Linked DNA regions of Homo sapiens: region 1 is linked to region 2. Evidence: read pairs that join two places in POLR2A ChIA-PET (ENCODE). Cell type or tissue: Caco-2. All regions are shown on one strand.

Region 1 (5,000 bases), 390 kb before region 2:
CTGACCTGTGGTAAGTAAAGAATGTCACTTTTTAACAGGCCCAGGAACTCCAAGTTATCTTGGGACTTCAAGAGGAAAGGAATTTTCAAATACCAACTCATAGGTATTTGAGGCTGGGCTCAGCTTTTTTTTTTTTTTTTTGAGACAGAGTCTAGTTCTGTCGCCAGGCTGGAGTTCGGTGGCTCAGTCTCGGCTCACTGCAACCTCCGCCTCCCAGGTTCAAACAATTCTCCTGCCTCAGCCTCCTGAGTAGCTGGGATTACAGGCATGCATCACCATGCCCAGCTAATTTTTGTATTTTTAGTAAAGATGGGGTTTCACCTTGTTGGCCAGGACAGGCTTGATCTCCTGACCTTGTGATCCACCCACTTCAGTCTCCCAGAGTGCTGGGATTACAGGCATGAGCCACCGCGCCCAGCCTGGGCTTGGCTTTTAAAAAGTCTTAGCTGAGATCCTTCATGGAACAGAGTTCTATCAGAGCCAATGAAAAAAGCCTAAGTGAAAAATAATTATTCTTGCTGCACTTTATGCAAATAATCAGGCCAAGTACAGTAAGACTAAAGTTTATTTTGTAAACAAATCGGTTCTATCATGGTTTGTTTTGAATAAAAATGGGGACTGGAGAGAGAAAAATTATGCTTCAAAAGAAAAACTATAGTATACAGTTGTTAGCTGGTCTTGAGGTTTTCTTGTGCAGTTTAGACTACACACTAAATTATTTGTGGGTTAGAAGTCCCCAGACTAATGCTTTCAAATCTTTACTTTTAAAATTGGGAATTGTACTCCTCAAACTAGGACTCATTATTTACCTTATAGCAGGCTGTTCACTTAAACACTGTAGTAAAACTATAGATGAGAGTACTAATGTGTTTGCCATGCAACTCTTGGAAACTCAACCAGGCCTGCATGAGTTGCTCAGACAGTTGCAAAGCAATTCCACTCTTCTCACCTTGGGGTTCACTCCCATTCCCATTACCTCCCCTGTCAGCAGGAAGAAGCCAGAGCTATCAACGGCCTTCTCCCATCTTCATAGCCTACCCAAAGGGAAGGATTGAAACCATCTTTGCAAAATTATGATTGAGACAGTGAAAGAGATCTAACTGAACGGATTGCATCTTGCTTCTAACCTCAAAGCTGTCCTTGTTCATTCCTGGGCATAAGCTGAACTAACTTTGGGAGAAACTTAGTTTATAGTTTACACAAAGACGGTAACAACCCTTTCCCAAAGCAGACCTCCTTCTTGCCTGGAGACTAGATTGCCTTTGTAGGACTAACATTAACCACAAGATTTGAAATCAGGTTTAGGAGTCATGCAGCTGGAGGATACAAGATTCTGACTTGCCCTAAACCGCTCCTAAGATCGGTGCTCGAGAGATTTTACAGACCCTGCACTTGATGGATCAGCTGGCACCACCCAGATCAGTAAACTGGCTCATCTGATCTTGTGGCCCCACCCAGGAAGTGACTCAGCACAGGAAGACAGCTTCTACTCCCTATGATTTCACCCCTGACCAATCAGCACTCCTGGCTCACTGGCTTCCGCCAACCCACCAAGTTATCCTTAAAAACTGTGCTCCCCAATTGCTTGGGGAGACTGATTTGAGTAATAATAAAACTCCAGTCTCCTGCAATAAATAAATAAATTAATTAAATAAAAATCATTTATGCTGTGCCTGGCCAGGTCTGGTGGCTCACGCCTGTAATCCCAGCACTTTGGGAGGCTGAGGCGGGTGGATCACTTGAGGTCAGGAGTTGGAGACCAGCCTGGGCAAGATGGTGAAACCCCGTCTCTACTCAAAATACAAAAATTAGCAGGGCCTTGTGGCGCACGCCTGTAATCCCAGCTACTCTGGAGGCTGAAGCAGGAGAATCGCTTGAACGCCGGAGGCGGAGGTTGCAGTGAGCCGAGCCAGATCGCGCCACTGCACTCCAGCCTGGGGGACAGAGTGTGACTCTCTCAAAAACAAACAACAACAAAAATCACTTATGGCGTGCCTGCTCCCTGGAAAGCACTGCCAGATATGTATTTGCTATTGCAGTGTCTATACGCAGTCACATGAAGATTTGGGCTAAAAGACACACTACCTTAAAAGTTTCACATTCTTTCTGGCAAATTGGATTTTTCTTTTTCTTTCCTTCCTCCTTCCTTCCTTCTTTTTTTCTTTTAATTGGCAACTCAGATTTTTCGAAGTGTTTTTGCTATCTCACTGCTGGAAAGCCTGGTTCTGCCTTTCCTAAAATCTCGTGTGCAGGTTCGCACTCCGGCTACTTTCAGGCCTCTAGGGAGCCCAGGTAGCGGCGCGCACGCGCACGCGCACACTTCTCCCTCGCTGGTCTTCAGGCCCGGCCCGCCCTGTCCAGAGGCGCCGGGACCCAGGCGCCTGCAGCCGCCCGCCGGGCCGACGTCCCACGGGAATGCGCGAGGCCTGGACGGGAGTGGCCGAGGCGGTTGGGCGGAGGCGGAGCAGGCGCCATGTCAGCCCGGGAAGTGGCCGTGCTGCTGCTGTGGCTGAGCTGCTATGGCTCCGCCCTTTGGAGGTAGAGAGACGCCAGTCGCAGGCGAGCGACTAGGCGGGGATTACCCCCGGCGGGGCAGGCGGGAGGGTCCTGCTCTCCACCCCATGCGCCTCGGGACCGCTCGCCCTGGCCGACCACTGCCTCGTCTCCTGGCTCCCCAACACCAGCCCCAGTGTCCCACCGCTCCCACCCGAGAGTTTTCCATGAGCGAGAGGGGACGCAGTTAGCACTTTGCTACCCTGCTCCAGCTCCTGCAGTAAGGTCGCAGTACCTTCATGCTGCTGTCCTCAGAACATCTGAGCCCCAATGAAATCTTACTTTTTTGTTTGTTTAGGGCGGGGGTTGTCTGTTTGTTTTAGAGACGGCCTCTTGCTCCGTTGCCCAGGCTGCAATGCAGTGGCGCCATCATAGCTCCCTGAAGCCTGAAACTCCTGGGCCCAAGCGCTCCTCGCACCTCGGCCTCCTAAATAGCTGTGACAACAGGCACGCGCCACCACGCTTGGCTAAATTAAAAAAAAAAATTGGTAGAGACAGGGTCTCACAATATTGCCCAGGCTGGTCTCGAACTCCTGGCCTTAAGTGATCCTCCTGCCGGGGCCTCCCAAAGTGCTGTAATTACAGACTATGAGCTCTGAGCCATGAGCTATCGCGCCCCGGCCCCTGTGAATTCTTACATTCCTCTCACCTTGTGCAGCCTTCTTTTGCCAGAGGAGAGGATCGTTGTGGTCCAAGAGTGAGATATAACAGTGCCCTTTTCATTAAAAAATAGCACATGTCCATCTGCACACCCCACACACCTATGGGCCTCTTAGATCTGTTTCCAACAAGAATACATTAAATATAAGACATAATTAATAAAGCAAGGATGAAAAGGTATTATCGTTGTTATCTGGGACTAAATTAATAAATTAAACGTGACTCTTTGAGCTACTGTTCTCTCCCTAGCCTATCCTTAGCCCCAGTAGGAGTGAGAAGCTGTTGAGGGAGCAGGTGAGGAGAAAAGGCCTGCCAGGAAAGGTCATTTCATCCTTTCACTACCAGATCTTATTAAATTACATAATTTAACTTTGTAAATTAAAGTACAAAATTTGCCACTTGTATTTTTCTCTCTGTATTGAAAGGGATCTTAGATTCATAAGAAGTGTGAGGTGGTTCACACTTCAAAAAAAGCCTTTGATGACAATAGATTTCATTTTTATTTATAGGTATATGTAAAATACATGACTTTTTTTTAATTCGATCTGTATATACAGAAAATGTGTTTCATTATAAAGGTGACTGATTTCCGTTAAACATAAGAATTCAGAGTGCTATTAAGGCTTGTATAATTCTGATAAGGGAATTGCATAATGATATCCTAGCAACTCTTCCTCTACATACAGAAAAAAGGCCTCTGATTTAAAGCTTTAGGGATGGAGCAATTCCAGTTGCAATTAGGTATGCAATGTAGACATGGAATAGATTCTTGAAGCAAATGGAAGGCGAAGGAATTGTAGGGTGGTGATTTATGATAGTCACCAGCTACATGTGCCTTTTGAGTATTTGAAATATAGCCCAAATTGAGATGTGGTGTAAGTGTAATGTACACACCAGATTTCAAAGACTTAGTCTGAAAAAAGAATGTAAGATATCTCAGTAATAATTATTTTATACTGATTACATGTTGAATAAAACTTAAAATTAATTAATTTTAAGTTTAATTTGTTTAGTTTTAATTAAAAGCTAAAAATTATTAAAATTAATTTCACCCATTTCTTCTTGTGCTTTTAAAGTAGCTACTTGAACATTTTTAATTAATAGGAGGTGGCTTGTATTATATTGGACAGTGCTCTGTTAGATGAATCAGATAGACGGGAATTAAGAACCCTCCATCGCAGCAACATGGCAAAACCCTGTCTTTACTAAAAAATACAAAAATTAGCTGGGCGTGGTGGCATGCGCCTGTAGTCCCAGCTATTCGGGAGGCTGAGGCGAGAGGATCACTTGAGCCTGGGAGGTCAAGGCTGCAGTAAGCCAAGATCACTGCACTGTACTCCAGAGCAAGACCCTGTCTCAAAAACAAAAAAAAAAGAGAAATACTGCGTTTTTAAAACTCCAATCTTTGTTATTCTTACTTTAACTCTTTATAAGTGAAGGAGTTAGAGCCAGTGTTCTTCAAGAGTTTTCATCTTACAAAAAAAAAAAAAAAACCAGGTAAAGAGTATTAACTTCTCATTTTATTGTCTTTAGATACTGAGCAAACCCTAACACATCTAGAGATGTGGGTAGAGGTCACTGATAGCCCCAATTTTAGCCCTGAGTTGCTGTCAAGGAAGGGAATGAGGCAGAAAGGTGACACTCCTGGCAGCCCAGCTATGCCCTGACCATGTAGAGAATCCTCATATTTGAAGAATAAATTAGTTTTAATATTTATACTTGGCCTCTTCCTCCACAGGTATTCCACTAACAGCCCAAACTATCGCATTTTTAGTACCAGAAGTACT
Region 2 (5,000 bases):
GAGATGAAATGTAAATCAACACATTTGTTTGCTTTACTTTTCAAGAAAAAAAAAAAAAGTTATGTTGGAATCTTTTTTTCTTGTACGTGACCATGACTCTCCCAATCTTTAACTACAAACAACTGATACAGGATACAAGCTGCCTCAAAAAATTCCTTTGTTAGTTGACATTTAAATAAGCCCCAATAACTCTTTAGGTATCTCTATATATGCTTTAACTTTTATAGCATTAATGTCACACTTATAAACTGGTGTCTGTACTAGCCACGTCTATTCTTGGTGTTTTAAAATTTTTAAAAATGTCTTGGCTGTCACCAATTTGTGGCAATGCTTTAAGTGTTTGCAACGTATATTTTACCAGACATAACTTATTTTACTTCCTGTAAGGTTCAGAATGGAACTGTTAAAGGAATAGCAGGAAAGAATATGCCCCAATAGTGCAGCACTTCTCTGTCAGATGTAACTCTCCAGCCTGTGATCTCTGCATTATCCTTCATTAATGTAGACAGACTGGACATGCTCATGAGTAACTATGTCATTGGCACAGTATGGTGATCATAATGGTGCAAAAAAACCCTGAATCTTTATAGAAGACATTTCTCTAGAGACTAGCCTACATTGACATTTACTTCACTTTCAACTACAGTACATAGCTTCTTATGCCCAGGATTCAGCTTTAAAAGCAAAGCCCCTGCTCAAGACCTAAGTATATGCTGAATCCTGGCATGAAAAATAAAGTATCCTAATCAATAAAAATTAGGTAGCTACAAATTGACATGATTACAATCCCTGTCCTAATTACTTGCCTAACCAAGTAGTGATTACTGATGTCCTGGCCCATCATCAACATGTTTGCCTACCAACACTAGGCTTACAATCAATAGATTCTACTACATAGGTGTTATATTTTCTGAATAATTCTAGGTTAACATTATGAATATCCATTATGAATATCCATTATGAATAACCCATCTATCTATGTCCAATCTACTATCCCTTAAAACTATTATTAAAGACTCCTGGGGCAACTAATGAAAATTACTTCAATCATTTATATTTTTAGTCAATTGGTTAGGATGTGAAAGCATAGTCCTGCTCAATAATGTAAGCATATCATCTATTTCCCACCTAACCTCTTTTCTGAGACTGTGCTATTTCTGCATGACTTGAGATTGACATAAGTGTGACGCCAAATAAACTAGCACACATATTAAGCTAAACATAATGAAAACTAAATATTAAGATGAATTGTTTCTGTTCAATTTCAAAAATATACCCTTGGGGACCCCTGGTTTTTCATCTACTCCAACACACTCAAGAGATATATACTACATTAGTAGTATAGCTCACTTCCAAATTCTCAAGGGCTTATTCTAATTAACAAGTTTAGTAACAAAGGTTAGTAAGACAAAGGTCACTCCAACATGAGTTAGCTGGACAAAGTACTTTTAATGCTTATTTTACAAATATGTACCTGTGGTGCTAATACTAGGCAAAGAAAACAGGACGATTCAAGAGCAGCCTATGTAACTACCAACTCAAGCACTAACACTAGCTAGATCACCTTCATGCTTTAAAATTTAAAGTTATGGAGTAGCTGTGCCCACACCCCCCCCCAAAAAAAAGCTTTAATAAAGGCACTGCAGCGTTAACTAAGTTTTAGGGTAAATTTAGGCAATTAACAATTCGAAGAGACTTGTGGTTTATGTATTAGTAATTCAAATTACTGTTTTAGAGATCTCAGGTAGTTAACCAATTCTTGCTCAAAGCACTAATGTTCAGTCCCTCACCATTTATGCTGGGTATGAGTCCCAATGCATGGGTATTGCAACCTATTGTCAGGCCTTAACATGTATGTGTTTGCTTTTATTATTACTAAAATGTTAAAACTTAAACCCAATTATTCACCAAACTCTGAACACCTCAACCTCAGAGCTCCAGAATTAGGAATGAATGACAAAGTTTAGACTCTAATCATTTTAAGAATGTTAGGTGGGAAGAAATGGCTTCAGATGCAGTATTGTGTTCATCTTTCCAGGGGAACATCTCAAATGGGTATTCTGAAGCAGGTTGAGAAGTAGATAAAATTCTCTGCTACAAGTTCCATCCACTTTTTTTTTTTCAAGAGACCAGGTCTCACTATGTTGCCCAGGATGGTCTCAAACTCCTGAGCTCAAGTGATCCTCCCGCCTTGGCCTCCCAAAGTGCTAGGATTACAGGCGTGAGCCACCACACCCAGCCAAGTTCCATCCACTTTTGAAAACAAGACATTTATGTATAGGAAGAGAATTATGGAAACACTTTGTAAAACATCCATTTATTATATCCAATGCTAAACACTACCACTTGGACTCTAAGATATGTTTATGCCTCTCTGTTTATTCTAGTTTTTTAAAAATCAAATATACAAGATCTACAATTATTTATATCCAAGATGTCTACACCACTGCCTAAGAAGCTATTAAAATATTTGTATTTGTGCAATGGAACCCATTATTCACATGGTCCTAGAATAAAAAGTCAATTTATATTGTGAATAAATTTATCAAAAAACATGTCATCCAATTCCCACAAATGAGACATTTTAAATACAGAATACACTCTGTTCATGAATATAAAATCCCCAGGTGAAAGTCCCTTAAAACACTATTATGGTTATGTTTCCTAGAATAATTTTATAACTTTTTCAGAGAATTCCTTTAAACTTGTTAAAATACCTTGTTGCTAGTGCTCAGAACATCTAGGTTCAGTCTTTATTTTTAAGACAGTATCTATCCTAGGCAAATGAGAGCTTGTTTTTATGTATTTAAGAGTTTCCTCTTGTCATTTCAATGTCAAATTGATTTGACTCAATTTCATGATTTCATCTCGCTCAAGGCCATCAACCGGTCAGAGCCAGAGCCCTTCAAAGGCTGTATGTGAGTATATGAGGGAAAACTTTCCACATAATTTTACATCATTTCTATCTCATAGCAGTTTTAGTTTTCTCATAGCTATCTCATAGCAGTTTTAGTTTTCTCAAATTCTATGCTGTTTTTGTACTACTGCAGCTGACCAATCCAAAGCCAGTTTACACTCAGCATGTGTTATTCTACTTTAAAATATAACCTTAGTGAAAGCACCCTTCAAATCAACAGCAATCTCACAGTGAGTTTCCTCTGGGTAGTCAGGATTTGTCCAGAACTACATCCTTTTCAGATGTTCAGAGTTTTGCTTGCCATTAGGGAGGCAAGGGAAGGATGAGCAATAAATCAGGTTTCTCGTTCGTATCTTACTTCTTACCTAATTTTCTCCCTGTTGCTTATTTGGTACATTCCCTTCTCTGAATTCCTTAAACACTTTATAAGGTTATTTCTGCCATACAAGTGTAGACAATTGTATTAATTCTAGTCTTGACTAAAGATTTTAACATTTTTCTGGGTGCCATTTTTATCTATTCTCTCTCCCCCCAAATTCTCTGGGCTAAACAGGCATGATAGTCTACCTAGTGTTACTTGACCATTACTTTCCCACTGCAATTATAAAATGAATTCCTTAATAAGCAATTTTAAACTAGAAGATATATCCAAAACTTTTTAAAGGCACAAAGGACAACTTTAGGACACAACACTGATTAGCATCAAAACCTGAAACTGTTCCTCTAGTAAGTCTATGCAATCCTAATAATGTATACTGAAGAGTAGTAGCTCAGGCCAGTGGTTCTTAGCATTACTTGCTAAAAAAGATAAAAATCCATGACACTATCTTCAACTGTTAAATATCTTATGTTAACTAAGGATTTGCCTGTTCCAAAAATGTCTCAACTGAACCTATACATCACCTAAACTCCAGCTTATAGCAAGAAAATTCCTTAGAAGTATGAATTCATATTTATGATCTGATTTTAAAGGGCTAAAACAAAATTCTAAGCAATCAGAAATATAGCAAACCTAAACTTACCAAAGCAACCTAAAAACACCAAGGAAACGCTAGACTGAAGTCAAATTTTAGTTCTACAGTTTGACTCCTGATTCCTCACTTCACATTGGTGAGGGGAAGATTAAAGTGTTCTGTGCAAACCCAATATAATTACAATTAGGGGATCTAATGTTATTACATAGCTACAGTCAAGTTAGCAGTGTTGTGTAGCAGTGACATCAATGACTGGCTTGCATGATGGCTTCTAAAAGCATCTGATCCCAGAGTTTCATGTATCATATATATGTATATAAAATAATCAGTTGAGGACAGCATTAGCATTCTGTAAAGATGATAAACTCAGTGTTAACTTCTCCCAGCCAGTACCTTTTCCCCTCATTAAATATGTTAAAAGTTGTCTGGGGGGGAGGGGAAGGGAAGAATTCAACTTTACTTCATAATTATGTATCAATTGTCAGTATACATTTAAGTTTTTAAAACCTAAATGTTCTATGCAGAGTAAAGAATAAGCTGTCCAGAAAGCACACACTTAATAAATTTCTCCTCTTGGGAGTTATATAAAGGGATTTTGAACCTTGATGGCGAGAATCCCAAAACAAGAGTAAAATGAATTCTTTTTATTGCAAACAAACGTCTAAATTAATTTCTCCACCCACTTTCTTTAGAAAGAAAAAGAAATCAGCAGGCTAAGGAGATACCCATTCAAGAACTGACATGATTAAAAATTAAGATATAAATGGGTGACTCACAATTTCATTAGCTTACAAAGATGGTGGAGTTAACTACTACAAGCACACTAGTTATACAGTATTTTGTGGGAGAAGGGCATACAGACATGGCTAACTTCATATAGATCCCATTAGACAACTGGATTTACAACAAGTTTTTTTAATAAGAAATGGGCAAAGCCAGCTTTCTTTTCAGAATCAAAATGCAGAACAAATGGAAAAATTATGGTATTAACCTTCACAAGTTTGAGCCTCCACAAATAATGCAACCAAGTTTTACATTTTTAACAGCCCTTCTACATACACTCCATCTTCTCTATCTTAGTTCCAAGTTTTAGTTTTCAATCCCAATTA

What was found. ChIA-PET counts read pairs that join two places held together with the same protein. Peaks named below come from ENCODE experiments on the same cell type or tissue, not always from the same donor. Only the 100,000 strongest peaks of a DNase experiment are listed, where the experiment ranks them.
Region 1: POLR2A ChIA-PET joins it to region 2 with 11 read pairs; 8 of 35 experiments call an interaction of 5 or more read pairs at or near these places.

The regions. Positions count from the first base shown.
Region 1 is chr1:244,458,957-244,463,956 of GRCh38, forward strand. It overlaps CATSPERE (catsper channel auxiliary subunit epsilon), which reads left to right and starts at 2,317. Exons shown (of 22, transcript NM_001130957.2): 1 at 2,317-2,538; 2 at 4,952-5,000. The coding sequence starts at 2,474. RefSeq lists an enhancer at 744-1,943 and a silencer at 2,218-2,567. In Caco-2, no CTCF peak of the experiment used is centred here; DNase peaks (open chromatin) are centred at 395, 1,485, 2,435 and 2,875; H3K4me3 peaks cover 1,347 bases.
Region 2 is chr1:244,848,868-244,853,867 of GRCh38, forward strand. It overlaps HNRNPU (heterogeneous nuclear ribonucleoprotein U), which reads right to left. Exons shown (of 14, transcript NM_031844.3): 14 at 1,430-5,000. Among named protein-coding and RNA genes, the nearest start is that of SNORA100, 2.8 kb to the right of the region's middle. In Caco-2, no CTCF peak of the experiment used is centred here; no DNase peak of the experiment used is centred here.